3 separate regions of the Homo sapiens genome follow, and all the other regions are linked to region 1. Evidence: read pairs that join two places in POLR2A ChIA-PET (ENCODE). Cell type or tissue: GM12878. All regions are shown on one strand.

Region 1 (8,000 bases):
GTTGATGGAGAAAAGGACTTGACCCCAGAGGAAAGAGTCTGCCATGCTGAGCACAGAAACAACCCTCTAATCCGAGAGGAGTGGCCCCTGGAAAAGGGAGCTTTTGAGGCTCTTCCCATGTTAAGGCCTAGGCAGGGGTCAGGGCTTGGGGAATGTCAGGACCAGGGGAGATACCATGATAGGACTGGGGATAGAGAACCAACCATTAAGATGCAATGTGAGAGAAATGTTAAGTTCTTTATATTTAGGGCCAAAAAGCTGACTGTCCACATTTGGGCTGGGGATTCCTGGCTTGGAAGCAGTTTTCGCGTAACCTTCTAGTTACTATGAAAAGTACAATATGATGTGGCCACTGTGTAAAAAAGGGAAGACCAGCTGGGCGCAGTGGCTCACACTTGTAATCCCGGTACTTTGGGAGGCCGAGGTGGGCAGATCATGAGGTCATGAGTTCGAGACCAGCCTGACCAATATGGTGAAACTCCATCTTACTAAAAATACAAAAAATAGCTGGGCATGGTGACATGTGCCTGTAATCCCAGCTACTCAGGAGGCTGAGGCAGGAGAATTGCTTGAACCCGGGAGGTGGAGGTTGCAGTGAACCGAGATCGCACCACTGCACTCCAGCCTGGGTGACAGAGCAAGACTCCATCTCAAAAGAAAAGGTAACACTTTCTTAAGAACACAGCATTCAGCTACAATAATGGAAAAATCAGGTACAGGTCTCAGGAAGTAGCAGTCTGTGTTCTAAACTGCTCAGACATGATTTAGAAGCCTGTGTTTCATATGTGCTTGCAAATGACTACTGACAAACTAGGAATTGTCTCAGAAGGAGGAGGGTGAGTTGGTCTGGGAGCTATGACATATAAGAAAGGGCAAAAGGCCAGATGCGGTGGCTCACACCTGTAATCCCACCACTTTGGGAAGCCAGTGAGGGAGAATCGCTCGAGCCTAGAAGTTTGAGACCAGTCTGGGCAACACGGTGAGAGCTTGTCTCTACAAAATTTTTTTTTAAGTTAGCCAGGTTGGGTGGTACGTGTCTGTAGTCCCAGCTACACTCAGGAGGCTGAGGTGGGAGGATTGCTTGAGCCTGGGAGGTTGAGGCTGCCGTGAGCCATGATCACACACTGCACTCCAGCCTGGGTGACAGAGGAAGGCCTTGTCTCCAAAATAAGAAAAAAGAAAAGAAAAAGGGCAAAAGGAGCTATCTGTGGACAAAGAAGGCCAAAGGAAGAAGCAGAAGCAGAATGATAGAAAAAGTCACAGTCCTGAGGGCTCATAGTCTAGCAGACCTCTAGCATCACACAGATCAGCATTAGTGACCTGGAGACTCACGGGTCATAACATCATGAGATTTTAGAGCTGGAAAGAACTTACAAAGTCTGGTCTATTCCCATTTTATAGATGAGAAAACTAAGGACAGAGATTTTAAGTGAATGACCTCACTTAAGTGAGGCACAAGGCTAGATGTCATACAACCAAGACTAGGATTCAGTTCCTTGATTTTTACTCCAAGTCCCTTCCATCCTAAGAGCACTCTCTCATAACATTCAAGGGTGCTGTGAGTAGCAAAGGAAGTTGACAATGCTCTGCCCTGATTCAAAAGGCAAGAGGAACACAACAATCAGTGATGAAATGTGATTTGCGGGTGGGAGGGTGCTGCGAGGAGGATTTATGGTTGGTCTAAGAGCTTCCTAACAATCGACTCTGGCCAGGCCTAAGATCAGCTGCCCTGGGAAGCAGCAAGCTCCCCATTCCCAAGAGGTCTTCAGAAAGAGGAGGGGATTCTGTTGAGAGGTGGGAGACTGGTCTCTACAAACAGCAAAATTCCATGATTCCCACATAGAGAATGCACCCCCCCCCGCGCACCCGCATACATGGTTGGAGGAAGGATAAAAGCACAATTAGAGGCAGGGTTGGTACGGGTGCTACTAAGAAAGGCAGCATGGGACAGTAGGAACAGGCGTTTTTTTCCTTGTGGTCACTTTTCTTCCAAGTTTAAGGGCTCTCGGCTCCTCACTGGAGGAAAAATTCTCAAGTCAGAACTGCAAACCAGGAACAAAGGTTGTTCTCATATTCAAGAACTCAGCAAGGGTAATTATGGTTGACACTAAAGCAGGCAAGATTCTAGTTGGGCACAATGAAGATCTCCTTGACCAGCAGAGTAATAGAACACTGTAACTGACTGCAGCAGGAAGTTTAGAGGCTCTGTCACTTCTCCAAGGACACACACAGCTTTCTGGCCTGCAGGCTCAGATGCTCAGCTGTCACCAGGCTGGGGAATCAACCAGATGGCCTTCCGGGTCTCAAGTCTGGCATTCCTAGACCTGCCCAGGAATCTTCTCAGCCGTACCAGCGTCCCCAGGGTCCAGGGGAAACCATCCGCCACGCTATAACCCCGAGGCTCGGCAGCATTTCTCCCCAGTTTGCATTTTGATGTTTCATATAACGTATCTACTCCCACCAGGGTACATCTCCCTCCCTCGGTAAAGATATCCTTAGCCACCAAACCCAAATGGCTCACTGGCTTCTCTCCAAGGCAAAAAGAGAGTTTCACTCCTCATCCTCTTTTTCTATCCAGTGAGACTAATTCATCATGTGTACTGGAAAGTCCCTTTTAAGTCTCAGCCAAAAGTCTTTCTTTTTTCTTGGAGCACAAATAAGCTGGGAAGAGAGAGAGAGAGTTCACCGTTTTGCAAGTTTCAGAGGTGAAAGTCACTGTCACACACACACACACAAAAAAACCAGAAAGAAAAGAAAAAAAACTGGCAAAAAGTCTGGAAATTATTCACACTGAGAAGTCTGACTGGTTGATTTCAAATTCATTCACAGCTTAATAAATCATTTGCTGGGGGAAGAGGGGAGCAGAGGAGGAGCAAGACACTCCAAAGAGAACAAGCAGGGTGGGATCCCTGGGGTCTGTGCATTCTTTGGCATCGCTGGTACCTGGTGGCTCTAGCTTTTGCTGAAGGAGGATGTATGTGGGGGTGAGTAAATAATAGAGTTTGGCTGGAGCTTCAAAGACACCTTGGCACAATCCAATTACACAGTCCCAGGATAGCAAGCCCGCTACCTCTCCCTTCCCCATTTCTTAGGCTTCCAATCTAAATATCTCAATTAGAAAAGGGCTGGCAGGAAGGAATGGGGAGAGGAAGGGAGTTTGTAGCAGGACTAGGAAAATGGAGATTGCCTGTGTTTGCTATGTATAGGCTGAAACGGTCCCATCGCTGCCTACCTACCCCCAGCCCCCCAACTCCGCCCTGGAAGCCACTGACCTTTGCCAAGAAGGCGGCGTTCCTGATGGCGCCCACCATTTCTCCCCCCTTAGGGTGCACCTTGGCCACGTGCATCCACATGCGCTCCCAGGTGTGGCTGTCGATGGGGAAGCCGCTCTTGTTGACGTGGAACAGCACCCCGCCGTCTTTGTCCTCCTCCTCTGAGCCCCCGCTGGTGGCGAGGCTCACGGGCCGCGCGTGGCTGCTCCGGGACCGGGTGCCTTTGGCGCCTTTGGGGTGGGGGCAGCGGTGAGTGTCGGCCGCGGAGCCGGTCATGGTGGGGCCTGGGCGGGGAGCGAGGTACTGGGGGCGCGCGGCGGCGGCAGCGGCGGCGGCGGCGGGGGGCGTGTGCGCGCGGGCGCGGCGAGGGGATCAGCGCCCCGCGGGGGCGGCCTTCTCCATGCCTCTCGCTGCGGCAGGACTCACCAAGGGGGAGCGGCGGCGGGAGCTCCGCGGAGGCTCCCTGCTTACCGGCGGTGCCTGAAATCAGCGGAGACACAGCTGACACCACAGCTAAGTGGACGCACAGCGGAACCGAGTGAGGGGTCCCGGAGTGTCTCCACGACACTCCCCGCTCCCCCCTGCACGCTGACAGCCTCCCTGAGAATCGATGACGGGCTTCCAGCCCTGCGATTACCTAGAAAGGCAGCTCAAAATGTGCCACGAAGCTTCACACACACCTAAACCCGGGGGGTTGGGGATGGAGGGGCACAAGGAGCTTGGGGGATGCGGAGCGCAAGATGTGGGGAGAAGAAAGACAGCTTGTGTAGCATGAAGGAACAGGAGGTTCCCGCAAGGCTCCACACATTCCTGGGTCCTCAGATGTGGCCAAGAGAGGAGGGGAGCCACGAACGTGCTGGCATGTGAGCGCCCAGAGCTGGCGCGAGGGCGCTGCAGCAGCCTTGGCTTGCAAGGCGGCCCGCTTTCTTCCAGGAAGCCCTCCCGGACCCCGGCGGGGATCTAGTGGAAAGAGCTCCATCCGCCCCCTTTTCCCCGAGTTCCAGCGCCTATCACCGGGAGGGACTGGCTGCAGGCGGGCGGCGCGCAGGAAGGGCGCGCGGCAGCTCCAAGATCCTACCTCGGGACGGTTGGCTTCATGGCTGCAGAGCCTCTCCGGGCGGCGGGAGAGCAGGGGCTGCTGCTGCTGCTGCTGGGCCTGGGGCTGGGGCTGGGGCTGCTGGGGCTTGCTGGGGCCGTCGCCTCATTCCATGTCCCATTCTCGAATGTTATTCTGTGACATATAACCAAGTCACCCGGGCAGCCGCCGATGTTCCGAATGCGTCTATTGGCCACCGCAACAAAGAGGGGCGGGTCCCGGGCTCGGGACTCTACAACCCCGGGCTCCGCGACGCTCTGATTGGCTCCAGGGGTTCTCTGGCGGGAGGGGACAGGAGTAGGGGGAGCCTGGCGGCCACGCGAAATCCGATCGCTGTGGTGTCCTGAGAGCCCCGCGGGCTGGAGCGTTTGGCCATGGGACTTAAGATCGAGTTTCCCCAGGGGTCGTGGCACTTCGAGGGTTTGCAACTGTGGAAGCAGAGGAGAAACAAAACCACCCGAGAAGTGACCCCGCGGAAGCAGAGGGTTTGGCATCAGAAGAGCATTCCCTGAGGGACGCTGGACACACTTACCTGCCTCTACCCGGGATGATGAGTTGTTCATCCTCTACCTGGGATGATGAGGGGCTGTTCATACCTATGCGTGAAATTAAATCTTTTTTAAATCCCGCATTTAAAAATTCCTCAAAATTAACAAGTGGGTGCAGCTTTGGATCCTCTGGTATTAGTCATGGTTAATAAAGTCCCTTTAAGCCCAAGTTGAGAGGAGACAATAAAACTCAAGAGGTCAGGCAGGCCCTGACTGTTCTGCCACAGCTGTTGAGTGAGAGGAGGGATGGAGAGATGCTTCCAAACCATGGTGAAGTGGGTGGCTATCCCACACTCACTACTGAAACACCTTCTCTTTCTTTTTCTTTAAGAAAGAGGAGAGCAGGTTGAGGTGGGAAGAGCACCAGACTGCTGACCTGAAGGCTGGCTCCTGGTCCAGGTTTGTCACTTTGCTCAGCTGTGTGACCCTGGACAAGCCACTTCCCTGCTCTGGGCCTTAGCTTCTCTTTCTGAAAGGAGAGCAGACCTCCCGCTCTCCAGGGTCTGTTCTGGCTGTAAGGTTCTGTGATTCCCTGACTTCCTCTCTTGTGACACTGAGGATCCTGGCCATAGCATCCTTTCTCTTTAAACTGCAGGCCAGCAGGCCAGCTCTGAGCAAAGCAGTTATGAGACCTATGCTAAGTGAACCTTGAATTAAGAAGACAGTTGTCAAAGTGCCACTGATGGCGGGTCAGTTTCTGGATGCTTATCCTGACAAGTTGCCTGTCATGGAACTGGAACTTCTCTTCCACAGGAGGGCAGAGACCCCTGAGGGGTAGTTGAGAGCCAGGGCTTGGGTGAGGAGACCTGGATTCTGGACTTAGCCCTGCACTGCTCCCTGAGACAGAGCCCATGCCAAGAACTTTATAGATTCAATAATGAGAATAGGGCAGACGTGGTGCCTCACACCTTTAAACCCAGCACTTTGGGAGAAAGAGGAGGAAGGATTACTTGAGGCCAGGAATTAGAGACTGGACCAACATAGCGAGACCTTGTCTCTACTAAATAAATATTTTGAAATTAGCCAGATGTGGTGGCACACACCTGTAGTCCCAGCTACTCAAAAGGCTGAAGTGGACATGTAGAATGAAACTGGATCCTCGTCTCTCACCTTACACAAAAATCAACTCCAGATGGATCAAAGACTTAAGTCTAAGACCTGAAACCATAAAAATTCTAGAAGATAACATGAGAAAAACACTTCTAGACATTAGCTCAGGCAAAGAAATCATGACTAAGACCTCAAAAGCAAATGTAACAAAAATGAAAATAAATAAATGAGACCTAATTAAACTAAAAAGGGTCTGCACAGCAAAAGAAATAATCAGCGGAGTAAACCGACAATCCACAGAGTGCGAGCAAATATTCACAAACTGTGCATCTGACAAAGGACCAGTATCCAGAATCTACAAGGAACCCAAACAGATCAGCCAGATAAAACCAATCCCATCAAAAAATTGGCAAAGGACATGAATAGACAATTTTCAAAAGAGGATATACAGTCAACAAACATATGAAAAAATGTTCAACATCACTAATTATCAGAGACATACAAATTAAACCACCATAAGATACCATCTTACTCTTGCGAGAATTGTCATAAAAGTCAAAAAATAATAGATTTTGATGTGGATGTGGCAAAAAGGGAACATGCATAAAACTGCTGGTGAGAATGTAAACTAGTACAACCACTATAGAAAACAGCAAGATTCCTTAAGGAACTAGAAGTAGAGCTAAAGCTACCATTCGATGCATCATTCCCATGGCAGGGTATCCACCCAAAGGAAAAGAAGTCATTATATGAAAAAGACACGTGCACATGCATGTTTATAGCAGCACAATTTGCAATTGCAAAAATATGGGACCAACCTAAGCGCCCATTAACTAATGAGTGGATAAAGAAAATGTAGTATATAGGCCGGGCGTGGTGGCTCATGTCTGTAATCCCAGCACTTTGGGAGGCCCAGGCAGGCGGATCGCGAGGTCAGGAGATCCGAGACCATCCTGACTAACATGATGAAACCCCGTCTCTACTAAAAATACACAAAATTAGCCGGGCATGGTGGTGGGCGCCTGTAGTCCCAGCCACTCGGGAGGCTGAGGCAGGAGAATGGCGTGAACCTGGGAGGCGGAGCTTGCAGTGAGCTGAGATGGCGCCACTGCACTCCAGCCTGGGCAACAGAGCAAGACTCTGTCTCAAAAAAAAAAAAAAAAGAAAGAAAGAAAATGTGGTATATATACACCATGGAATACTACTCAGTCATAAAAAGGAATGAAATAATGTCTTTTGCAGCAACTTGGATGAAGCTAGAGGCCATTATTCTAAGTGAAGTAACTCAGGAATGGAAATCCAAAAATCATATATTTTTATTTATAAGTGGGAGCTAAGCTATGAGGATGTAAAGAATGATATAATGGACTTTGGGAACTCAGTGGTGGGCCGGGAAGGGGAGGATGAGTGTGAGGGATAAAAGACTATATATTGGGCCTGGTGGGGTGGCTCATGCCTGTAATCCCAGCACTTTGGGAGGCTGAGGCGGGTAGATCCCCTGAGGTCAGGAGTTCGAGACCAGCCTGGCCAACATGATGAAACCCCATCTCTACTAAAAATACAAAAATTAGCTGGGCATGGTGGCACAGCACCTGTAATCCCAGCTACTCAGGAGGCTGAGGCATGAGAATCACTTGAACCCAGGAGGCGGAGGTTGCAGTGAGCTGAGATTGCACCACTGCACTCCAGCCTGGGTGATGGAGTGAGACTCTGTCTCAAAAACAAAACAAAAACAACAAAAAAAGGGCTACATATTGGGTACAATACACACTGCTCAGATGATAGGTGCACTAAATTCCCAGAAATCATCACTGAAGAACTTATCCATGTAACCAAAAACGATGTGTACCCCAAAAACTATTGAAATTAAAATTAAAATTTTTTTAAAGGCTGAGATGAGAGGATTGCTTGAGCCTAGGAGTTCAAGATTATAGTGGGCTATAATCACACCACTGCACTCCAGCCTGGTTGACAGAGTGAAACTCCATTTCTAAAAGTAAAACAAAAATAAATAATGAGAATAATACCTTAGGT
Region 2 (8,000 bases), 580 kb after region 1:
TCTGCTCTCCGTTACACCACACAGCGTCTTTAGTAATTGACAACCAGATCTCACCAAGCACACCTACTAAGTATTTACAGGGAATGCTCAGCTGTGTGGATCTATGCAGCTGTGCTTTGTCCCTGTAAACTTGAAGGGTTGAAACAAGCGTTGAAAATTCAGAGAAATACTTGATCTGAAAACCAAGTACTTTGAAATTTGGAATTTTTATTGCTTTTAATTGTGAGTCTTACATGGTAGTTTGAATATGGTTTATTTTTAATATTTTATTTTTTTTGGAGACAGAGTCTTGCTCTGTCCCCCAGGCTAGAGTGCAGTGGCACTATTTCGGCTCACTGCAACCTCTGCCTCCCAGATTCAAGCGATTCTCCTGCCTCAGCCTCCTGAGTAGCTGGGATTGCAGGCGCCCACCACTACACCTGGCTAATTTTTGTATTTTCAGTAGAGACAGGGCTTAACCATGTTGACCAGGCTGGTCTCAAACTCCTGACCTCAGGTGATCTGCCTGGCTAGGCCTCACAAAGTGTTGGGATTACAGACGTGAGCCAACATGCCTGGCCTGAATATGGTTTAATTGTGAGTACAGATACCTAGTGACAAATTTCAGTGACAATCCAAAACACCTATTGTAAATCACAGATCCCATTTCCCCAGAGAACTGTGGAAACCAAGGTAAAGCCTTGGCTTTGCTACCAATGTCAGGATCTTGTATATATGAGATTTTTGCCACTCTCTCTCCAAAAAATAGTGTGAGGAGAACCACAGACTATGATCCCCTGCCTACTCTCTCTCCTTTCGCTGGGCACAGGCAAGGGAAGGGCACACAGAGGTGGTAACACTGCTTTCTCTCCTCCACATCTAGACAAGTGTGGTTAACTACATTGACCAGAGGCCAGCTGCCAAAAAAAGTGCTCAATTGTTTTTTGTGGTCTTTGAATGGAAAGATCCTTTCATCCAGAAAGTCCAAGATGTGAGTATTTAAGATTATGATAGTATTATTTAAGATTATGATAGTATTATTTAAGATTATGATAGATGTATTATTTAAGATTATGATGCTGCCCTGAAGTCTTTTGGCTCATTCTTGTAGACTGATAAGTCTACCTACCTGTCCTCATCTTTTTTCATAGCACAAATCAGCTTGTAATTTATATTTATGACATCAATGTTATATATTCTTTGTGTTTGGTCTTGTCTTCATCACTAGACTTTCTCTGTAAAGGAGGGGGACTTTCATTTTGCTCACCATAATTTATCTGGGATATAGTGGAGTGCTTAGTGCAAAGTAGCTGCTTAGTAGTAATGTTCGTTGAATAAATTGAGTAGAAAGCATTAAGTTACCACTATACAGGTTACTGCAGTTGCAAGTTATTCTTTTTCTTAATGGTTCCCTGTAGGATAAATACTACTTGTAGTAAGAACATAATGGTACAAATAAAATATTAACAAAGCATTAATTAATGCCATATTTTAAAAAAATTGATACATAATATACATATTTATGTGGTACATGTAATATTTTGATAAATGCAGACAAAGTCTAATGATCAAAAATCAGGGTAGTTGGGTTATCCATCATCTCAAACATTTATAATTTCCTTGCATTGGGAACATTCTTCTAGCTATTTTGAAATATATAATACATTCTTGTTAACTATAATTGCTCTACTGTATTATCATGTCATCTATCTTACTGTATTTTTGTACCCATTAACCAATTTCTCTTCATCTCCTGCTTCCCCCAACCCTTCCCAGCCTCTGGTAACCACCATTTTACTCGCTACCTCCATGAGACTCATTTTTTTTTAAGCTCCCACATGAGTGAGAACGTGTGGTATTTGTTTTTCTGTGCCTGGCTTATTTCACTTAACATAATGTTCTCCAGTTTCATTCGTTTTGCTGCAAATGACAGGATTTCATTCTTTAATGGCTGAATAATATTCCATTGTGTTTTATATATATATATACACACCACATTTTCCTTATCCATTCATCCTAAGTGTTGATGGATACTTGAGTTGATTCCATATCTTGGCTGTTGTGAATAGTGCTACAGTAAACATGGGAGTGCGGATATCTCTTTGATACACTGATTTCCTTTTTTTTTTTTTTTCTTTTCTTTTTTGATTTCCTTTCTTTTGGATATGCACCCAGCAATGAGATTGCTGGATCATATGGTAGTTCTAGTTTTAGCTTTTTGAGGAACCTCCATACTGTTTTTTCATAGTGAGTTTAATAATGTAAATTATTACATTCCCACCAACAGTATACAAGCATTCCCCTTTTTCCACATCTTCACCAGCATCTGTTACTTACTGTCTTTTTGATAGTGGTCATTTTAACTGAGGGGAGGTGATAACCTTATTTTGGATTTGGTTTGCATTTCCCTGATTGATTAGTGTTGTTGAGCATATTTTCATATGCCTTTTGGCCATTTGAATATCATCTTTTGGGATAAATCTCTATTCAGATCTCTTGCCCATTTTAAAATTGAATTATTTGGCTTTTTTTGCTATTGAGTTGTTTGAGTTCCTTATATATTCTGGTTACTAATCCCTTGTTGGATGCATAGTTTGCAAATAATTTCTCTCATTCTGTAGGTTGTCTCTTAACTTTGTTGATTGTTTCCTTTGCTGTACAGAAGCTTTTTAGCTTAATGTAATCCCATTTTTCTGTTTTCGCCTTTGTTGACTCTGCTTTTTGAGGTCTTACCAAAAAGATCTTTGTCCAGACCAGTGTCCTAAAGCATTATCCCAGTGTTTTCTTCTAGTTTCATAATTTCAAGTCTTAGATTTGAGTCTATTTTGAGTGGATTTTTCTATATAGTAAGAGATAGGGGTCTAGTTTCATTCTTCTGCATATGGATATCCAATTTTCCCAGCACCATTTATTGAAGAGATTATCCTTTCCCAATTGTATTTTCTTGGTGCCTTTGTCAAAAATGAGTTCGTTGCATATACATGGATTTATTTCTAGATTCTCTGTTCTGTTCCATTGGTCTATGTGTCTGTTTTTATGCCAATACCATGCTGCTTTGTTTACTATAACTTTGTAGTATATTTTGAAGTCAGGTAGTGTGATGCCTTCAGCTTTGTTCTTTTTGCCCAGGATTGGTTTGGCTATCTGGGGTTTTTTGTAGTTCCATACAAAATTTAGGATTTTTTTTCTACTTCTGTAAAGAATGTCATTGGTATTTTATAGGAATTGCATTCAATCTGTAGATTGCTTTGGGTAGTGTGGACATTATGCTAGTTCTTCCAATCCATGAACCATAGGATATTTTTCCATTTTTTGTGTCCTGTTCAATTTTTTCATCCCTATTTTTACAGTTTTCATTATAGCGATTTTTTTACTTCTTTGGTTAAATTTATTCCTAGGTATTTTATATTTTTATAGCTATTATAAATGGGATTGCTCTCTTTTTTATTTTATTCTTGCATTGCTATAAGTTTTTTAGATTGCTCGCTGTTAGCATATAGAAATATTCCTGATTTGGGTGTGTTGATTTTGTATCCTGTGACTTTACTGAATTTATCAGGTCTACCAGTTTTTTGGTGGAGTGTTTAGGTTTTTCAAAATATAAGATCATATCATGTGCAAACAAAGACAGTTTGACTTCTTTTCAATTCAGATGCCCTTTATTTCTTTCTCTTGTCTAATTGCTCTGGCTAGGACTTCCAGTATTATGTTGAACAAAAATAATGAAAGTAGGCACCCTTGTCTTGTTCCAGATCTTAGAAGAAAGACTTTGAATTTTTCCCCATATGATGTTAGCTGTGGGTTTGTCATGTATGGCCTTTATTGTGGTATGTTCCTTCTATACTCAGTTTGTTGAGTTTTTTGTTTTTTTTTTGTTTTTTGTTTTTTGTTTTTTTTTTTTGACACAGTTTCATTCTGTCTCCCAGCCTGGAGTGCAGTGGCATGATCTCAGCTCACTACAACCCCTGCCTCCCAGGTTCAAATGATTCTTGTGCTTCAGCCTCCTGAGTAGCTGGGATTACAGGTGCACATCACCATGCCCAGCTAATTTTTGTATTTTTAGTGGAGATGAGGTTTCACCATGTTGGCCAGGCTGGTCTCAAACTCCTGACCTCAAGTGATCTGCCCACCTCGGCCTCCCAAAGTGCTGGGATTACAGGAGTGAGCCACCATATCCGGCACATTGAGAGTTTTTATCATGATAGTATGTTGAATTTTATTAAATGCTTTTTTACCATCTATTGAAATGATTACATGATTTTTGTTCTTGATTCTGTTAATGTGATGTATTACATTTATTGATTTGCATATGTTGAATCATCCTTGCATCTCTGAGATGGATCCCTCTTGATCATGGTGAATGGTCTTTTTAATGTATTATTGAATTTGGTTGGCTGATACTTTGTTGAGGACTTTTGCATCTGTGTTCATCAGAGATATCGGCCTGTAGTTTTCATTTTTTGTTGTGTCTTTGTCTTGTTTTGGTATCAGGGTAATGCTGGCCTTGCAGAACCGAGTTTGGGAATATTCTTCAATTTTTTGGAATAGTTTGAGTAGAATTGCTATTAATTTTTTTTTAATGTTAGATAGAATTTAGCAACGAAGCCATCAGGTGCTGGGCTTTTCTTTTATTACTGCCTCTGTCTTGTTACTCATATTGGTCTATTCAGGTTTTCTGTTTCTTCATGGTTCAATCTTGGTAGACAATGTATCCAGGAATTTTTCCACTTCTTTTAGGTTTTCCTTTATTGGCATATAGTTTTTCATTAAGTCTCTAATGATCCTTTATATTACTGTGGCATCAGTTGTAATGTCTTTTATTTTGGTGTGATTTTATTTATTTGGGTCTTCATTATATTTTTCTTAGATAGATTTTGTTTAACTTAGATTTTGTTTAACTTTTCAAACAACTAACTTTTCTTTCTTTTTTTTTTTTTTTTTTGAAATGGAGTCTTGCTCTATCACAAGGCTGGAGTGCAGTTGCGATCTTGGCTCATTGCAGCCTACGCCTCCTGGGTTCAAACGATTCTCCTGCCTCAGCCTCCCAGGTAGCTGGGATTGCAGGCACCCGCCACCATGCCCAGCCAATTTTTGTATTTTTAGTAGAGATGGGTTTCACCATTTTGGCCAGGATGGTCTTGTTCTCTTGACCTTGTGATCTGCCGGCCTCAGCCTCCCAAAGTGTTGGGATTACAGGTGTGAGCCACTGCGCCCGGCCTCAAACAACTAACTTTTCATTTAAGTTTCAGTTTCATTTATTTCTGCTCTGATAATTATTATTCTGATAAATTTGGGTTTGTTCTTTTCTCGTTCTTTGAGGTGATCGTTAGCTTATTTGAAATCTCTACTTTTTTTGATGTAGGCATTTATTATAAACTTCCCTCTTAGTACTGCTTTTGCTGTATCTCATAGGCTTTGGTATATTGTTTCCATTTTCATTTGTTCAATAAATGTTAAAATTTCCTTCTTAATTTCTTCATTGACCTTTGGTCACTAAGGAGCATCATGTTTAATTTCCATGTATTTGTACAGTTTCCAAAATTCCTCATTATTGATTTCTAGTTTTATTCCACTGTGGTCAGACAAGATACTTAATATGATTTTAATTTTTCTGAATTAGTTGAAACTTGTTTTGTGGCCCAACATATGGTCTCCCCTGGAGAATGTTCCATGTGCTGATGAGAAAAATGTATATTCTGTAGCAGTTGGAGTTTTGAGACGGAGTCTCGTTCTGTCGCCCAGGCTGGAGTGCAGTGGTGTGAACTCGGCTCACTGCAAGCTCTGCCTCCCGGGTTCACGCCATTCTCCTGCCTCAGCCTCCCGAGTAGCTGGGACTACAGGCGCCTGCCACCAGGCCCGGCTAATTTTTTTTGTATTTTTTGGTAGAGACGGGGTTTCACTGTGTTAGCCAGGATGGTCTCAATCACCTGACCTCCTGATCTGCCCACCTTGATCTCCCAAAGTGCTGGGATTACAGGCGTGAGCCTCCGCACCTGGCCAGATGAAATGTTTTGTAAATGTCAGTTAGGTCCATTTGGTCTAGAGTATAGTTTAAATCCCATGTTTGTTGATTTTCTGTCTAGATAAGCTGTCCATTTTTGTGAGTCGGACGTTGATGTCCCCTACTATTACTGTATTGCAGTCTGTCTCTCCCTTTAGATCTATTAATATTTGCTTTATATATGTGGTTTCTTTGATGATACTGGATGCATACATATTTACAGTTGTTGTATCTTCTTGTTGAATTGACTCCCTCATCATTACATAATGATATTTGTCTCTTTTTCCAGTTTTTGACTTGAAGTCTATTTTATCTGTTACAGGTATAGTTAAACCTGTTTTTTTATTTACATTTGTGTGGGATGTCTTTTTCTATCCCTTCACTTTTTTTTTTTTTTTTTCTGAGATGGAGTCTTGCTCTCTTGCCCAGGCTGGAGTGCAGTGGCATGATCTTGGCTCACTGCAACCTCCACCTCCCGGGTTCAAGTGATTCTGCTGCCTCAGGCTCCCAAGTAGCTGAGATTACAGGCATGCGCCACCACACCTGGCTCATTTTTGTATTTTTAGTAGAGACAGGGTTTTGCCATGTTGACCAGGCTGGTCTCAAACTCCTGATCTCAAGCAATCTGCCCACCTTGGCCTCCCAAAGTGCTGGGATTATAGGCATAAGCCATCACGCCTGGCCTGTCTCTTCACTTTCAATCTGTGTATCTTTACAGGTGAACTATACGCTGTATGGCAGCATACCGTTGGGTCTTGTTTTTTAATAAATTCAGCAACTGTGTCTTAAGAATTTGGTCCATTTACATTCAATATTATTACTGATAGAGAAGGACTTACTACGGCTATTTCGTTTTTTGTTTTTTGGTTTTGTAACTTCATTCTTCTTACTGTCTTTGTGGATAAATGATTATCTCTTTAAATTCCTTACTTTTTATTTTTATTATATCCATTATAGGTTTTTGCTTTATGGTTACCATAAGGCTTATAAAAAACATCTTGCAGTTAAAACAAGTTATTTTAAATTGAGGACAACTTAACTTTGATCACAAAGAAACAAAAAACTTTTAAAACTACACTTCAACTCCATACTCCTCACATTTTGACTTTTTATTATATCTATTTATATTTTTGTTTTGCCTCTTTTTTTTTTTTTTTGAGACGGAGTCTCACCCTGTCACCCAGGCTGGAGTGCAGTGGCCCAATCTCAGCTCACTGCAAGCTCCCGGGTTCACACCATTCTCCTACCTCAGCCTCCCGAGTAGCTGGGACTGCAGGCACCCGCCACCACGCCCGGCTAATTTTTTGTATTTTTGGTAGAGACAGGGTTTCACCGTGTTAGCCAGGATGGTCTTGATCTCATGACCTTGTGATCCGCCCGCCTCGGCCTCCCAAAGTGCTGGGATTACAGGCATGAGCCACCGCACCCGGCCAAGGCCATTGACTCTTGATTTACCCTTTTGAGGCTATTTTCTAGACCTTGTGAGTGTTCTTCATTCTTTTTTTTTTATTTGTGTATTTTCATATAATTTGTCTTTAAGCTCACTAATTCTTCTGCTTGATCAATTCTGTGAGGCACTCTGATGCATTTTTCAGTCTGTTAATTGTACTTTTCAGCTCTAGGATTTTTATTTGAATTTTTAAAAATTATTTTAATCTCTGTTGAATTTCTTTGATAAATTTCTGAATTGAGTCTTTGTGTTTCATTGAAGTTCCTGGAGTTTCCTCAGAACATCTATTTTGAATTCCCTGAGTGGTCACACATCTCTCTCTCCCGGATTGGTCACTGGCACCTTAGTCTGTTTGATGAGATTGTATTTCTCTGAACTTTTCTGGTGCTTGTGTACGTCTGTCTATGGGCATTGAAGATTTAGGTGTTTATTTCAGTCTTCACAGTCTGCCCTTGTTTATACCCATCTATCTTCAGGAGATTTTCTACAAATTGAAAGGTGACTGATGATGAGTTCCCTAAGCGTGTAGTCAGTCACTGCAGCTGTTTCAGCACTAGAGGGCAGTCTAAG
Region 3 (8,000 bases), 110 kb after region 1:
CGGGCGTGGTGGCGGACGCCTGTAGTCCCACCTACTCGAGAGGCTGAGGCAGGAGAATGGCTTGAACCCAGGAGGCAGAGCTTGCAGTGAGCCAAGATCGCGCCCCTGCACTCCAGCTTGGGCGACAGAGCGAGATTCGGTCTCAAAACAAAACAAAACAGGCGAGGGCGGTGGCCCACGCCTGTACAAAAAGTAGCTGGGCATGGTGGTGCGCCTCTGTAATCCCAGCTACTTTGGGAGGCTGAGGCACGAGAATCGCTTGAACCTGCACTCCAGCCTGGACGACAGAGCAAGACTCTGTCTCAAAAAAACAAAACAAAATGAAAACAAAATAATTTAAAATTAAAATTAATTTTGTGTGTTTGTTTTTGAGACGGAGACTCGCTCTGCTGCCCAGGCTGGGGTGCAATGGAACGATCTCCGCTCACTATAACCTCTATCTTCCGGGTTCAAGTGATTCTTCCGAATCAGCCTTCCAAGTAGCTGGGATTACAGGTGCGCGCCACCACGCCCGGCTAAGTTTTGTATTTTTGTAAAGACGGGGTTTCACCATGTTGGCCAGGCTGGTCTTGAACTCCTGACAGGTGATCTGCCTGCCTTGGCCTCCCAAAGTGCAGGGATTACAGGCATGAGCCACTGCGCCTGGCCCACTAAAATTAAATTTAAAAAAAGAAAAAAAATTATAAATTCACATGATAGACTATTACATTGTCAAATCTTACATTTTTATTACTAATGACATATGTAAAGACATGAAAAATTCTCACAATAACTATATTAAAGTGAAAGAAAATCAAAACTTGTAAGTAATATATACTATTTATTCATTCATTAAAATATTTATCAACCACCTGATATTCATTAGGCAATGTGCTAGGTACTCAGCCCAATTTTATGTAAGAGCTTTATTGACTGGTCATTGACATACAATGAACTGTCCATGTTTAAAATGTACAGTTTGATGTTTTTGACATATGCATACACCCAGGAAAGCATCACCACAATTAAGATAATAAACATATTCATCAGCCCCAAAGTTTATTCATATCCCTTGTAATCCCTGCCACCCTTGCTGCCTACCTTTCCCCATTCCCAAGCAACCATTGATTTTCATTTGTCACTGTAGGGGACTTCATATTTCCTAGCATTTTTTTTTTTTTTTGACATAGGGTCTTGCTGTGTTGCCCAAGCTGGAGTGCAGTTTTGTGATCACGGCTCACTGCAACCTCCACCTCCTGGGTTCAAGCCATCCTTCCACCTCAGCCTCCTGAGTAGCTGGGATTACAGGCAGGTGCCACCACACCTAGTTAAATTCTTGAATTTTCTGTAGAGACAAGGTCTCATTATATTGCTTAGTCTGGTCTTGAACTCCTGAGCTCAAGCAGTCCTCCTTCCTCAGCTTTCCAAAGTGCTGGGATTATAGGCATGAGCCACCATACCTAGCCTAATATTTCCTAGAGTTTTATATGCATGGAATCGTACACTATACATTCTGATTTGTCTGGCTTTTTTTTTTTCTTTTTACTCAGCATAGTTATTTTGAGCTTCAGCCATAATATTGTGTTTATCAACAATATATGAACACTACTCAAAAATATATATTGATGAATTAGCATCTCAGGTAAAAGGAATATATTATATATATATATAATATATATAAATATATTTTATAACTCAGTGTCAATTGTGCACATATACCACAATTTATTTGTTCTGCTTCTGATGGACATTTGGGTTGTTAGAACTTTTTGGCTCATAAAAATAAAGCAGTGGGCTGGGCCTGGTGGCTGTGCTCACACCTGTAATCTCAGTACTCTGGGAGGCCAAGGCAGGAGGATCCCTTGAGCCCAGGATTCAAGACTAGCCTTAGGAACATAATGAGACCTCATCTCTATGAAAAATAAAAACAAAAATAGCCAGGTGTGGTGGCCTGCGCCTGTATCCCAGCTACTTGGGAGGCTGAGGTGGGAAGATGGCTTGAGCCTGGGAGGTCGAGGATGCCGTGAGCCATGGTCACGCCACTTCACTCTAGCCTGGGTGACAGAAAGAGACCCTGTCTCAAAAATAAATAAATAAAAATAAAGCTGTGTAAAAACAACAACAACAACAACAAAAGTTTTTTAAAAAGCTGTGATTAACATTCATGTGTTAGTTTTCATATGTACAGATACATTTCTTTATGCATGTGTTTGGAGAATTTCATTGCTCTAGGGTAAATACCTAGGAATGGATCAAATGATAGGAGTATGTTTAACTTTTTAAGAAGCTGCATGATTATTTTCCAGACATTGTTCCATTTTACATTCTCACTAGCAGCATATGAGAATTCCAGGTCCTCCATATCTTTGCTAACACATGGTTTGGTCAGTCTTTTTCATTTCAGCCATTCTAGTGGTATGTAGTGATATCTCATTGTAGTATTGATTTACACTTTCCTAGTGACTGATGATGACGAATGTATTTTTTTTTTTTTTTTTAGACAAAGTCCTGCTCTGCCGCCCAAGCTGGAGTGTAGTGCTATGATCTTGACTCACCGCAACCTCGCCTCCCAGGTTCAAACAATTCTCCTGCCTCAGCCTCCTGAGTAGCTGGGATTACAAGTGCATACCACCATGCCCGGTTAATTTTTTTATGTATTTTTAGTAGTGACAGGGTTTTGCCATGTTGAACAGGCTGGTCTCGAACTCCTGACCTCAGGTGACCCATACACCTCGGCCTCCCAAAGTGCTGGGATTGTAGGTGTGAGCCATCACGCCCAGCCCCATTTCTTTGTCTTCTGGTTTATGTTATTGCTTGTTGAGGAGTCAGCTGTTGGTCCAATTGTCCCTCCTTTTATTCTCTGGTTGCTTTTAAGATTTTCTTTTCTTTTTAAGTTCACTGTAATCTCAGCGTGGGCTTTTTAAAAATCCTGACTGCTATTGTTTGAGCTTCTTGAGACTGTGGACTGTATCATTTATCAGTGCTGAATATTTCGCTATCTTTCCAAATCTTGCTCTGACACCCAGGCTGGAGTGCAATGGCACAATCTCAGCTCACTGCAACCTTCACCTCCCAGGCTTAAGTGATCCTCCCACCTAGGCCTTCCAAAGTGTTGGGATTATAGGCGTGAGCCACTGCGCCTGGCCACTTTATTTTATTTTATTTTTTGAGACAGAGTCTCACACTGTCGCACAGGCTGGAGTGCAATCGCGTGATCTCAGCTCACTGCAACCTCTGCCTCCCGGGTTCAAGCGACTCTCATGCCTCAGGCTCCTGAGTAGCTGGGATTACAGGTGCCTGCCACCATGCCTGGCTAATTTTTTGTATTTTTAGTAGAGACAGGGTTTCACTATGTTGGCCAGGCTGGTCTTGAACTCCTGACCTTGTGATCTGCCCGCCTTGGCCTCCCAACGTGCTGGGATTACAGGCATGAGCCACAGCGCCTGGCCGCCACTTTTAAAAAATAAAATCCCTTTGGATACTTATTGGGAAAGTAACACCCAAAATATTAATGGATGTCTCTGGATCGAGAGTAATTTTAACTTTTCTACTTTATCTTTTTCTGTATTTTCTTAATTATCTACCATGAATATGTATTATTTTTATAATCATGTATTAAACATGTATTATTTATCTATTACATTATTAATATATGTAATAAACATGTATTATTTTTATAATCAGAAGAAATAATGCTTCTAAAAGCAAAAAACAATGCATAGTATAATTTTAAAAAACAATAATATATCCTCTTACCATATCTTTTTAACCTTTGTTTCCCCTGAAGAACACCTAAAAAACAAAAAATAAAACCCTTAAGAAACAATAATAAAAAGTGAGGTGTGGCCGGGTACGGTGGCTCATGCCTGTAATCCCAGCACTTTGGGAGGCCGAGGCGGGTGGATCACAACTTCAGGAGTTCGAGACCAACCTGGCCAATATGGTGACACCCCGTCTTTACTAAAAATACAAAAAAAAAAAAAAATTAGCTGGGCATGGTGGTGCATGCCTGTAATCCCAGCTACTCAGGAAGCTGAGGCAGGAGAATTGCTTGAACCCTGGAGGCGGAGGTTGCAGTGAGCTGAGATCGAGCCACTGCACTCCAGCCTTGGCAACAGAGTGAGACTCCATCTCAAAAAATAAAAAAATAAAAAAAAAGTGAGGTGTGCTGTCCGGGCACAGTGGCTGACACCTGTAATCCCAGCACTTTGGGAAGCTGAGGTGGGTGGATCACCTGAGGACAGGAGTTCGAGACCAGCCTGGCCAGCATGGCGAAACCCCATCTCTACTGATAATAGAAAAATTAGCCAGGCATGGTAGTGCGCGCCTGTAATTCCAGCTACTTAGGAGGCTGAGGCACAAGAATCACTTGAATCTGGAAGGTGGAAGTTGCAGTGAGCTGAGATCATGCCACTGTGTGTCAACCTGGGCGACAGAGCAAGACCCTGTCTAAAAAAATAAGTAAATAAAAAAGTGAAGCGTGGGGTGGGAGGCTTGGTGGTGGTTGTGGTGTTATTTTATAGAAGGCAAAAAGAGAAACTGGCAAACGTGATTGTGAATACTGGCTTCTGAGTCAAAAAGACAATTGAAAGTATTTTTTCATTTGTTTGTAGGACAGCAAGAATCACTTGACAATTGGTTTGTGACCATAATGGCATCTATAAACAGAACCATTGAAATAATGAAAAAACATGGAGTAAGCAAACAACATCTCCTGGAGGAGATAAACAAAAAGCGTGAATCCAACTGCTTGGTGGAACGAAGCAATCAAGTCAGCTTACTGAGAGTTCAAAAGAGGCACTTCCCGGATGCCTATCAGTCCTTTACTGATACCACAACCAAAGAGCCTGTTCCCAACAGTGGCAGGAGCTCCTGGATCAAGCTGAGTCTCCTTGCTCACATGGAGAGAAAGCACTTTCCACCAAAAAGTAAGAAGTTATCATAGGATTTTTTTTTTTTTTTTTGAGATGGAGTTTTGCTCTTGTCGCCCAGGCTGGAGTGCAGTGGCGCGATCTCAGCTCACTGCAACCTCCACCTCCCGGGTTCAAGCGATTCTTCTGTCTCAGCCTCCCAGGTAGCTGGGAATACAGGCACCTGCCACCACGCCTGGCTAATTTTTTTGTATTTTTTAGTAGAGACGGGATTTCACCTTGTTGGCCAGGCTGGTCTCAAACTCCTGACCTCAGGTGATCCACCCACCTCGGCCTCCTAAAGTGCTGCGATTACAGGCATGAGCCACCACACCCAGCCTATGATAGGATTCTTTTTTTGTTTTTTGAGACAGAGTTTTGCTCTTGTTGCCCAGGCTGGAGTGCAATGGCACGATCTCAGCTTACAGCAACCTCCATCTGGATTCAAGCGATTCTCCTGCCTTAGCCTCTCGAGTAGCTGGGATTACAGGCATGCACCACGAAGTCTGACTGATTTTTTTGTATTTTTAGTAGAGACCGGGTTTCTTCATGTTGGTCAGGCTGGTCTTGAACTCCCAACGTCAGGTAATCCACCCACCTTGGCCTCTCAAAGTGCTGGGATTACAGGCGTGAGCCACCGTGCCCGGCCTATGATAGGATTCTTAACCAATGTATAGGAATGATTTGTAGGTATTCCTAAAAATTAGGAAGAATTTCTGGGATTGAAAGAGGTCCCCTGAGTATTGCCCTGGTATAGCATAAAGGCAATCTGTTTGAAGGTAAAAGTGTCATTAAACTAGGCTGGTGGATTGTAAGATCTATTATAGACCAGAGACTCTCTTTTTTTATGCATACAGAATCCCAGGCCTCAGCTTCAGGCCATCTCATTCAGTAGACTCTAGGGAGGTGCCTGGAAATCTGCATTCTCAGCAGACTAAGGTGATGCTGATGCCAATGGCCTGAGAACCACATTTTGATAAGAGTTGTTATAATAGTTACAATAGACCACAAAAACTTCAGAAACCTGCTATCTCGTCAATTTCTCTGGCCTTTACAAACATTTCATGTGCAAAATTGAGGTGCAGTGGAGATCCTTTTGATGACAAATATCACACAAAAAGCCCTAATAAAATGTGGAGAGGCCGGGCGCGGTGGCTCACACCTCCAGTCCCAGCACTTTGGGTGGCCAAGGCAGGCGGATCACCTGAGGTCAGGAGTTTGAGACCAGCCTGGCCAACATGGTGAAACCCTATCTCTACTAAAAATGCAAAAATTAGCTGGGCGTGGTGGCACGCACCTTTAGTCCCAGCTACTTGGGAGGCTGAGGCAGGAGAATTGTTTGAATCCCAGAGGTGGAGGTTGCAGTGAGCCGAGATCACTCCGGTGTACTCCAGCCTGGGCGACAGAGTGAGACTCCTTCTCAAAAAAAAAAAAAAGTGGACGAAGGTTGTTGGGGGCAGGGGATGGCATGGTGGTGATGGTGGTGGTATTATTTTATAGGAGGAAGAAGGGGAGCTGATAAATACCTTCATTGTGAATACTTGTTTCTTAGTCTAGGCAGGCAGCTGAGATAGCATTTTTTCATTTATTTGAAAAAAAGAGAAGGGGGTGTGTAATCATATCTAATACAACCAACAAATTATTAATTTAGATCAGAAACAAAAGAATCACCACACTTGAGATTTCAATTCTTTGATGTGGCTGTGACTTTACACTTGCCCAGTGCTCTTAGGAAGTGGAGTAGAGTGTGATACAGTGTGGTGTAGAAAGCTGAGATTCTCCACTGTGTTTAGAGTTAATTTGTAACAGTCATGTGTTTGTTTTATTCAAAAATAACTCTAGGGCTGGGCAAGGTGGCTCATGCCTATAATCCTAGCATTTTGGGAGGCCGAGGTGGGCGGATCACCTGAGATGAAAGGAGGAAGTATTACGTCTCACTTTAAATCAAAAGCTAGAAATGATTAAGCTTAGTGAGGAAGGCATGGCAAAAGCCAAGATAGGCCAAAAGCCAGGCCTCTTGTGCCAGTCATTTATCCAAATTATCAATGCAAAGGAAAAACCCTTGAAGGAAATTTAAAATTCCCTTTAGTGAACACACAAATGATAAGAAAGCAAAACAGCCTTATTGCTGATAGGGAGAAAGTTTCAGTGATCTGGACAGATGAACCCAGCCACAACATTTCCTTAAGTCAAAGCCTAACCCAGAGCAAGGCCCCAACTCTCTTCAATTCTGTGAAAGCTGAGTCTCTCTGTCACCCAGGCTGAAGTGCAATGACGTGATCTCAGCTCACTGCAACCTCTGCCCCCAGGTTCAAGTGCTTCAGCCTCCCAAGTAGCTGGGATTGCCTGCCACCACGCCTGGCTAATTTTTTTTTTTTTTTTTTTTTGTATTTTAGTAGAGATGGGGTTTCGTCATGTTGGCCAGACTGGTTTCAAACTCCTGGCTTCAAGTGATCCACCCATCTCGGCCTCCCAAAGTGCTGGGATTATAGGCTTGAGCCACTGAGCCCGGCCAGGAGGCCATTATTCTAAGTGAAGTGACTCAGGAATGGAAAACCAAATATTGTCTGTTCTCACTTATAAGTGGGAGCTAAGCTATGAGGATGCAAAGGCATAGGAATTATATAATGGACTTTAGGAACCCCAAGGGAAAGAAAGGTAAAAGAGGGGCAAGGAATAAAAGACTATATGCTCGGTTGATGGGTGCACCAAAATCTCAGAAATCACCGCTGAAGAACTTACCCATGTAACCAAAACCTACCTTTACCCCAAAAACTACTGAAATTAAAAATAAACAAAAGAAACCACCCTATCTAAGCAGCACTCCTCAACACTCTATAATCCCTTACCCAGCTTTCTTTTTTACCACAGTGTTTATCACTCCCTAATGAAGGCTAGGCTCCTTGAAGGCAGGGATGGTATCTGCTTTTTTCACCACTTTATCTTCAGTCCCTAGAACAGTGTCTGGCACAAATTAGGAACTCAGGAAACGTTTCCTGGCTGATTGAATAAATGTTGGGACATGGAATATACTTTCCCAGAAGTAGTGGTAGAACTTACCTCATTCCTCTCGAGACCAATAGCTATGTCCTTGGGCAATGGCTCACAAAC

Evidence for each region. Peaks named below come from ENCODE experiments on the same cell type or tissue, not always from the same donor. Only the 100,000 strongest peaks of a DNase experiment are listed, where the experiment ranks them.
Region 2: POLR2A ChIA-PET joins it to region 1 with 5 read pairs; 2 of 35 experiments call an interaction of 5 or more read pairs at or near these places.
Region 3: POLR2A ChIA-PET joins it to region 1 with 5 read pairs; 5 of 35 experiments call an interaction of 5 or more read pairs at or near these places.

What each region holds. Positions count from the first base shown.
Region 1 is chr1:212,947,091-212,955,090 of GRCh38, reverse strand. VASH2 (vasohibin 2) reads right to left here and starts at 4,550. Exons shown (of 8, transcript NM_001301056.2): 1 at 4,351-4,550; 2 at 3,273-3,752. The coding sequence starts at 3,548. RefSeq lists enhancers at 3,845-3,894, 4,415-4,564. In GM12878, no CTCF peak of the experiment used is centred here; a DNase peak (open chromatin) is centred at 4,580; H3K4me3 peaks cover 5,849 bases; H3K27ac peaks cover 4,901 bases.
Region 2 is chr1:212,368,163-212,376,162 of GRCh38, reverse strand. It overlaps PACC1 (proton activated chloride channel 1), which reads left to right. Exons shown (of 8, transcript NM_018252.3): 7 at 863-970. Among named protein-coding and RNA genes, the nearest start is that of SNORA16B, 19 kb to the right of the region's middle. RefSeq lists an enhancer at 7,889-8,000. In GM12878, a CTCF peak has its summit at 7,977 (motif pointing right); a DNase peak (open chromatin) is centred at 7,982.
Region 3 is chr1:212,832,780-212,840,779 of GRCh38, reverse strand. It overlaps SPATA45 (spermatogenesis associated 45), which reads left to right. Exons shown (of 3, transcript NM_001024601.3): 2 at 4,593-4,907. The coding sequence starts at 4,631. Among named protein-coding and RNA genes, the nearest start is that of SPATA45, 11 kb to the left of the region's middle. In GM12878, no CTCF peak of the experiment used is centred here; a DNase peak (open chromatin) is centred at 6,699; H3K27ac peaks cover 1,153 bases.